Linked DNA regions of Homo sapiens: region 2 is linked to region 1. Evidence: read pairs that join two places in POLR2A ChIA-PET (ENCODE). Cell type or tissue: PC-9. All regions are shown on one strand. Each heading gives the region's core, and the rest is flanking DNA. Links, peaks and the distances in the headings are about the cores only. Region 1 overlaps ZNF362 (zinc finger protein 362). Region 2 has its middle 12 kb from the start of ZSCAN20.

Evidence for each region. ChIA-PET counts read pairs that join two places held together with the same protein. Peaks named below come from ENCODE experiments on the same cell type or tissue, not always from the same donor. Only the 100,000 strongest peaks of a DNase experiment are listed, where the experiment ranks them.
Region 2: POLR2A ChIA-PET joins it to region 1 with 5 read pairs; 4 of 35 experiments call an interaction of 5 or more read pairs at or near these places.

What each region holds. Positions count from the first base shown.
Region 1 is chr1:33,270,441-33,274,822 of GRCh38, forward strand. ZNF362 (zinc finger protein 362) reads left to right here. Exons shown (of 9, transcript NM_152493.3): 2 at 47-172. The coding sequence starts at 135. Among named protein-coding and RNA genes, the nearest start is that of ZNF362, 16 kb to the left of the region's middle. In PC-9, for the core only: no CTCF peak of the experiment used is centred there; no DNase peak of the experiment used is centred there.
Region 2 is chr1:33,457,966-33,462,347 of GRCh38, forward strand. No RefSeq gene overlaps it. Among named protein-coding and RNA genes, the nearest start is that of ZSCAN20, 12 kb to the right of the region's middle. RefSeq lists enhancers at 2,878-2,927, 3,048-3,127. In PC-9, for the core only: no CTCF peak of the experiment used is centred there; DNase peaks (open chromatin) are centred at 876 and 2,356; H3K27ac peaks cover 2,068 bases.

The sequences.
Region 1 (4,382 bases), core at 242-4,241:
TATTATTATTATTGTTATTATTGTTATTGTTATTCCCATATACAAGGTGCTGTTGGGAACACAGAGGAAGTGACTGGCTGGGGGTTCAGGGAAAGCTCCGTAGAAGAGGGAACACTTGAGCTGGGTCTTGAAGGATGAGTAGAAGTTCACCAAGTGGGAAAGGACACTCTAGGTAAGGAGCCTGTGATTCCAGGTTGCACTCTGTCAATGAGGGTTTGTTCTTTGGGGGATTAAAGCATTGTGTTCGTCCCACCTTCCCTGAGTGCCCCCGCTGCTACCCTCTGGGTCTGCCCTGGGGGAGGTGTGTGCTTACCCTCCTGTAGCGGCCTCCTGTGTCGTGGTGGCTGTGGGTTCCTCCTCACGGCAGCTGCTGGGTCCCCATCAGTCCACATTTGGGGCCACAGGTCTGTATCTGTCATTTGTGTCTGGGTTTGGTGCTGTCTGTCCGCATGTTCCTGTGGCTGTGTTTGTCAGCATTGGTATGCAGTGGGCCTCCTGGGCTCCACTGTGGGGGTCACCTTGCATGCTTCCTTGGCCTCCAGCTTCAGGCCTCTTTGGCCGCTCTCCTCCCTGGCCCAGGCGCAGCCCCTGCCTCTCTGCTCTGCTCCCCAGGGGCCTCCCACTGCCTCTTCTCCTGTCCTTTCTAGTCCCCTCTACATTGGGCACTCAGAGGGGCCTTTCTCAACCACAGATTCTGTCCCATCACCCACTGCTTCAAGTCTAGCCTTCAGGCCTAGGAGTCAGGGAGCAGCCTTTAAGGTCTGGCCCCAGCTGCTGGCTCCAGCCTCATCTCCCATCTGCCAGGCAACACCGAACGCTCGTGGCTCCCCTCACACTGTTGGGCTCCTCGCCTGGGGGGCCTTTGCTCAAGCTGTTGCTTCTGCTGGGAATGCTCCCACTTCTTCTCTGCCTGGCTAACTCCCACTCATCCTTTAAGACCCAAGGCAGGCATCACCTCCCCTGGGAAGTCCTCCCTGATCCTCTCCAGGCTGGGTCAGGTCCCTGGCTCTGGGCTGCTAATCCCTTACATGGGGGGCAGGAGCAAGTGCCTTGCCCAAGATCACACAGCTGGTGAGTTGGAGTAAAGATTGGAACCCGGGTATGTTGGGCTGCAAACAGAGCGGGCTGTTCCACAGTCCTGGTGAGGCGACAGTGGCTGGGACTGTTGGAGAAGAGTGGGTGGGCTTGAGAGAGATTTTGGAACTGGAATCCTGAGGACATGGCTGAGATGGGTGTGAGGTGAGTGGGGAGGGAGGGCGAGTGTGGTAGATCACTTTGTGTCTGCAGGAGCATCTGGGCAGATGTGTGGTAGATCACTGTGTGTCTGCAGGAGCATCTGGGCAGATGTGCGGTAGATCACTGTGTGTCTGCAGGAGCATCTGGGCAGATGGGGATGTCCCGCTGTGAGCTGGGGGTGACCAGACCAGGTGCATGGCATAGGGGAAGACTAAGTCCAGCTCAGGCCTGCAGAGTCTGAGCAGCCCAGGAGTCGGCCAAAGGGACTGTCAGGGAGAGGCCTGGCTGGAGGTGGGGACTTCGGGCTTGGCTGGTATTTAGATTCTAAAGTGGTTGGGCCACCCAGGGAACTGAGGCTGGTGGGAGAGAGGGGGCTCCCGCTCTGTCCTGAGGAGCTGAATTGGTGGGGAAGAGAGGCTAGGGACTGTAAAGGAGGCTGAGAAAGTGAGGAGCCAGGTGTCATGGTACACAGGCCTTCTCCAAGGGGCCAGGTGGCAGGGAGGCCATGGAGGACAGGACTGGAAGGTGGGCCATAAGCTTTGACCTCAGGGAGGCCACGGTGGTGTGTGGTTGGCCTTATAGGTGAGAGTTCTTTGCAGAAGCTTATGGCTCACTTGTCTGCTTCCTTCACTTAGCTTGGGGCTCGGGGAGGGCAGAGTTCTTTCCAGTTGGCTCAGGTTCCCCAGCGCTGGTCCCAGTTTGGCCCAGAGGATTTGTCCAATATGAATGGATGGACAGATTGATAGATGGGCCAGCTGCCATCAGCAGGCCGTTTTCTGGAAGGGGCGTTTCGTTCATCCGCCCATCCACTGTTTTTCACCTTTTAGAATAAGAGAAACAAAATGACATTTGCTCCCCTGTAAGGATCAGCCCTGTGTCTTGGGGCTCACAGTAGAGAGTCTTGGCTTTTGTCGTGCTTGAGGCCTGGCCACCAGCGTGTTTCCTCTGCCCATTCTGGTATGCACACTCAACCCCCGGGTGGCTGTTCTGTCTCCACCCCCTGCCCTCACCAGGTCCTCAGATAGTCCCCTCTGCTTCACTGCTCCCCTGGCCCAGCATGCTTCCTGCCACCTTCTCACCACCAGCATTCCAACCCAACATCTTAGCATGGCATTCAGTGCCCTGTGTCTCCCCACCTCCCTGGTCTGCAGCTCTCTTTGGTGTCTTTGGGTGCTGTTCACTGTCCCAAGCCTGCCTTGTGCTTTCACATCTCCACACCTTTGCTGAAGCTGTGACCTCTTCCAGGAATGTCCTTCTGCCTTGTCCCTCTGTCCTGAACACACTTCTGGCCATGTCTCTTTCTGGCTTCAAGCCCCTCCCTTAGACAAGGTCTGAGTGGCTTGGCCTGGCCCTGGCTGTCTTACCCCTTCACCTCTCACCAGGGCCCACCCTCTTGTACAGGTCCCAGGGCTGCACAGGGGATACCCACCTCAAAGGCATGTTGGGAGTCTCACATGAGATGCTGTTGATGAGCACCTAGCAGTGTGTCTGACACGCAGGAAGAGCTCAGGAAATGTTTGGCCCCTGCCCTGCCTTCCCTGTGCCTGTCACACAGTAGGTAGATACCAGGACTAGGGTCACTGACTGAATCATTAAATTACTTAGAACCAGCCAGAAAATGATGCAGAGAAATCAGGCAAAGGTGGTGTGGATCAGATTAAGTGATCTGGGGCCCATCTAGGGTGAAGGGTGGCCCCTGCCTGACCAGGGGTCTGATAAGTGGCAGGATGTTCTATCCCAGCTGTGGTACCCTGGGCAAGACCCCCTCTTCCCATAGCCTCCTGATCAGGGTAGTGGCTCTGAACTTGGCATTGAACTGAACTGAAGAGGAGGAAAAGACGGATCTCCCAGAACTGTCTGAGAAGCAGCGAGGTGCAGTGGGCAGAGTCCTGGGCCAGGGCAGGAGTGAGGCAGGGTAGCCTGTTTCACCCCATTTTACAGAGGAGGAAACCTGAGGCTTAGAGAGCTAGCACCCAGCATCACATCACAGTGCTGCTTCCTGTTTCTCATGCATGTGGCCTGAGCAAGGTGCCTCCCTCCTGGTGCCCTTGTTTCTTCCTCCGTGAAATCAGGGTGAAAATTCTTCCTTGCTTGCCATCCTCCTGAGGTTCTGATGAGAATGCCAGTGGGCACAGAAGAGCTTTGTAAACTGTGAGCAGTGCTAGATAATTGTATGGGATTGTCTTTAAAGTCATTCTGATTATTATTACTTCATTTATTCATTCCATTATGCAACTCACATTATTGATAACCTCTGGGCCTGGGTGCTGGGGATACCCAGATGAACAGGACAGGTGTATCCAATTCTCAAGCTCCCTGCCCCCAGCCGTGGAGCCTCCTTACCCTGGCTTTACATCTCGGTCCCCTCCACATTTCCCCCTGTGGACAGTAGCAGGGTTGGGACAGGTCCTGAGACTGCTGTGTGAGCGGGTGCTCACCTGTGGGGTCGCAGCCGTGTCATCCTAAGGTAGGGTTTATTCACAAGCCTGTGGTCAGGATGCGTCATTCCCCTGAATACGTAAGGGACTGATGAGCTGGACTTCAGAGTCAGGCAGATTAGAGTGGGAATCTCAGCTCTCTGCTTACTTGCTGTGTGACCTTGAACAAGTCACTCCACCTCTCTGAATTCAGTTTCCTGAGCTATAAAATGGGAATGATAAGAGTACCTACCTGCCTTTCAGTGTCATTGTGCCTGGCACAAGAGAGGCACTTGGTAACTTGCAGCCTCCTCACCATAATTATTGTTTCGAGTTTGTTCTGGGAAAGGATATGTCCCAGGGGTCTGGAGCATTCAGGGAGAACTCCAGGCAGGAAGTACTTCTTGTGTTGGGCTGTAAGGGATTGGTGGGCAGAGGGAAGAGCATCTTGGTGCCTGTGGATGGAGGAGCAGGGGGGCTGATAGAGGGCAGGAGCTGCCCCAGCCACCTGAGGAGGGTGCTCTGACCCAAACTGGCCCTCAGGCTGGGAGTGAGGGGTAAGGACATTTGCATATAGATATTGAGCCATTTGCATATGGGCATTTGCTCTTCCAAAGACTAGGGTTTGCAAAGCAAATTCCCCAGAGGAACCAGCTTGAGCAAATCTGATTTCTAGTTTTGACTGTGGCACCTTCGCTTTGTGGCCTTGGACAGGTCTCCTCCTTCCCC
Region 2 (4,382 bases), core at 321-4,320, 190 kb after region 1:
GTGGCGCAATCTCGGCTCACTGCAAGCTCCGCCTCCCAGGTTCACGCCATTCTCCTGCCTCAGCCTCCCGAGTAGCTGGGACTACAGACGCCCGCCACCACGCCCAGCTATTTTTTTGTATTATTAGAAGAGACGGGGTTTCACTGTGTTAGCCAGGATGGTCTCGATCTCCTGACCTCATGATCCGCCTGCCTCAGCCTCCCAAAGTGCTGGGATTACAGGCGTGAGCCACCGTGCCCGGCCCATTGCTTTATTTTTCACCATATAACTCATGATTATATAATATATTGTATATTTACTTTAAAAATTGTCTGTTTTCTCCCATTAAAAGTAAGCTCCACAGTCTCAGGAATTTTAGATGTTTTGTTCACTGCTTATTCCCCACCACCTAGCGCAGTGCCTGGCACATTGTTGGGTGAATAAATAAAAACTACAATTGTGCTTCTGTCACCTTCTCCTTATAGTTCTAAAAGCTTTGATGTGTGTGTTTTGTGGCTCTAGTAATAGAGCTTTTATTATTTCCACATGATCCTCTTTAATCACTTAATGATTTGTCTTAAATTCTATTTTGTTTTCATATTATTGTTATTATTACCAAATTATGTCTTTTCATTGTTGGAAAGACTTCAAAGAGTTTTATTTTGTTTTAGGTTCAAAGTCATGCTATCTGCTAAGAAAATAGGGTGGGAGAACAGAGCCTCTCAATGTCCTGGGAGTATTGTTTTGTCTCAGGCAAAAGTTCCTAACGTGGTGACTCATATTTAAAACCATCAGTCTTGTAGCATTAACTCATGGTTAGTAAAAACAGACACACACACACACACACACGCATGCATACACACAGACACATCTACAAACAACAAACCTTCCAGAATACAAAAGCAAAAACCCATCACAGGTGGGCAGAGCTTACCAGGGAAAGAGAACAGCTACTGCAAAAGCCCTTAGGTGGAGGTGGGCGTGGCCCTTCTGATCAGCAGAGAGAAGGCCAAGTGTGTTGGGAAAGAGAGAGAGAGAGATGGGGGGAGTTGCATGGTTGGTATTCAATGGTGGGTGAGAACCAGCTCAGGTAAGGCATTGTAGGTCAGACAAAAAAAAATTATAAATGTGATGGGAAGCCATTGAAGGGCTTAAGCAAGAGAGTGCTGTGATATGGTTTATATTTTTATTTATTTATTTATTTATTTATTTATTTATTTATTTATTGAGACAGAGTCTCGCTTTGTCTCCCAGGCTGGAGTGCAATGGTGCGATCTTGGCTCACTTCAATCCCTGCCTCCCAGGTTCAAACAATTCTCGTGTCTCAGCCTCCTGAGTAGCTAGGATTACAGGTGCCTGCCAGCACACCCGGTTAATTTTTTTTTTTTTTGTATTTTTAGTAGAGATGGGGTTTTACCATGTTGGCCAGGCTGGTCTCAAACTCCTGACCTCAAGTGATCTTCCCACCTTGGCCTCCCAAAGTGCTGGGATTACCAGCATGAACCACTGCGCCCAGCCATGGTATATTTTTAAAAACTCACTCGAGATTCTGTGTGGAGGATGGGTTGCAGGGGGCAAGAATGAAAGCAGAGAGACAAGTCAAGAGACCATTGCCATCATCCAGGCAAGAGTTAATGGCCCTGTGACCTAGGAGCCTAGCCATGGAGATAGACAGATGTGGGCAGATTCAGGGTAGGTCCTGATGTGGTGTCAACAACAGGGCTAGCTGCTGGGGATGAGCAAAGAGAGGAATCGGGAATGAGTTTCAGGTTTGTGGATGGAGCAACTAAGTGGATGGTGTCATGCTGTGTGCTGAAACTTCCCCTGATACGGAGACACTTGGAGGGGAGCAGGTTGGGATGGACACGGCAGGGCTGGAAATCAGGAGTTTGCTTTGACTAAGTTAACTTTGAATTGCTTGTTTGACCTCTAAGTGAAGATGACAAATAGGCAGTTGGGTATGAGTCTGGAGCTCAGGGAAAAGTCAGTGCTGATGACAGTGACTTGAAAGTTATTGGCAAATAGATGGTATTTAAAAGCCATGAGACTGGATGAGATCACCTAGGGAGAGAATGCAGAGGCGAGAAGGGAGCCTAGTGTTCCCTGGAAATATGCTTATGTTTGGGCAAAGTTGAATTAGAAGCAGCAGATGAGGGAGTTAAGGTCCAGAGGCAGGCTCTGCCAGAGACCAGACCAGGGTCTAGTGGGGCAGACAGAGGTGACAAGTGACACCACAGTGAATTGGTGGAACTTGTAAGAATTCTTGGAGATCCTCGGGAATGAGAACGTGGTAGGATTTCCTGAAGTCTTGCAGGTGAAGAGCTCAGATGGTAGCTGCTTACCTGTTAAAAGGAAGTGTGGCTTGCTGGCAGAGGAAACAAAAAGACATCTGAGTCACTGCTCTTGTTACAGGTTTGTCATCCCCATCCACCAGGAGCAGGCACTCTGCCGCCTTTGCCTGAGAAGTGCCCAGCTCAGAATAGCTGTGGCCTGAATAAATGAACAGAGTGAATGTCTAACAGACCTTGTTCACATGATCTAAAGAGGGGACTCTAAATAATAAAGTCTGCAGGCCAAAAGGACAAAAGATCTTGAGAAACCAGGACCAGATGACTCCTAAGAGTCCAACCTACGAGCCCTTTTTGGGGATGGGAGAGTGGTGTGTTTTGCTGCTCCCTTGAGTGAGAGAATATTTTGCTTCTCTTCCCAGGACCGTCGAGAACCCCGTCATTCCCAGGCAGAGCATCTCAGCAAGCTCACAGGATAGAGCAGGAATCACATGGACAGAGATTTCCTAGCTGGCTTCTCCTTCCCTCTGAGCTCCCACAGTGGATCCCAAGGGGGCTGGGAGTGGGGAGAGCATCAACATGGGAAGGGAGGTCAGGCAGGTCTAGGGGGTGATGGGTGGTGGGGGATGAGTAGGACTAGATCAGGAAGGAAAGGAGCTTCTGCACCCACCTCAGCTGGCTTTTGGCTTTAGTTCAACCTGTTGTTCCTCTTCTATGGAGAGAAGAGAAGGTTGAAGCGGAGATGAGACAGTGAAACTATGGCCTGGCTGATGGCTCCACTCCCTGGCTTCAGTCCTTCTCCAGGCCCAGCTGATTTAGGGTTCCGTGAACACCCACACACCCTCCCAACAAATTCTGCCTGGGTAGTCTGAATTTCTATTTCTGGACAGAAAAGGAACCCCAACTCAGACAATAGAGTAATTGGGTTACTCTCAGCCTGGCCTCTTTCACTTCCCCAAAAGGGCTGATGCTGCTGCCTCCCTGCAGGTCTATATATAGGGAAATCTCTGAAAGTTCTGCCCGGCTGCCCCTGGCTGCATTCCCATTTGTTCTGTGGATGAATAAAAATATCTCCTTGTTCTACAGCTCTTGTTGAGACCTCTCTGCCTATTCTCATGATGTTTGGAATAACAGGAAACAAGGGCACCCTTTCCTCAAGGCTCTTTGGGAATTACATCTGAAAACACCAAAGTCACAAAGGCAATGACAACAAAGGAATTTGCAGTCAAACCCCAACTAACCCCTGGATGCCCAAATGGGGAAGTCATAACTGAGGTTTTCTCACTTTTTGCAGAGGAAGAAACTGTCTCAAGGACTTTGGCCAGTCACTGGTCTTCCCTGGGCTGCAGTTCTTCATCTGGAGAACTGGGGTCAGGGGGAACACGCACACAAAAACTGGGTGGTTAGGATTAGGAGAGAACGTAGTGGTGGCAGACAGTATCTTCTCAACAAGTGCTAGTTATTTTTATTAGTAAAAGGAATTCTGGGTAGCCAAAAGAGGGAATTCTGGGAAATAAAACATTTCTGGTTATGTTGTTTACAGTGCTTATCAGGCTGGGCATGGTGGCCCACATCTGTAATCCCAGCATTTTGGGAGGCCAAGTGGGTGTATCACTTGAGATCAAGAGTTCGAGACCAGCCTGGCCAACATGTTGAACATGTTGAAACCCCATCTCTACCAAAAAATACAAAAATTAGCCAGGTGTGGTGACAGGCTCCTGTAGTCCCAGCTACTCGGGAGGCTGAGGCAGGAGAATCGCTTGAACCTGGGAGGCAGAGGCTGCAGTGAGCCGAGATCTCACCCCTGCACTCCAGCCTGGGCAACGGAGTGAGACTCCGTTTCAAAATAAAAATAAATACATAAAAAAGTGCATGGGAGGCCGAGGCAGGCAGATCACGAGGTCAGGAGATCAAGACCATCCTGGCTAACAAGGTGAAACCCCGTCTCTACTAAAAATACAAAAAAATTAGCCAGGTATGGTGGTGGGCGCCTGTAGTCCCAGCTACTTGGGAGGCTGAGGCAGAATGGTGTGAACCCGGGAGGTGGAACTTGCAGTGACCTGAGATCATGCCACTGCACTCCAGAGCCTGGGTGACAGAGAGAGACTCCATCTC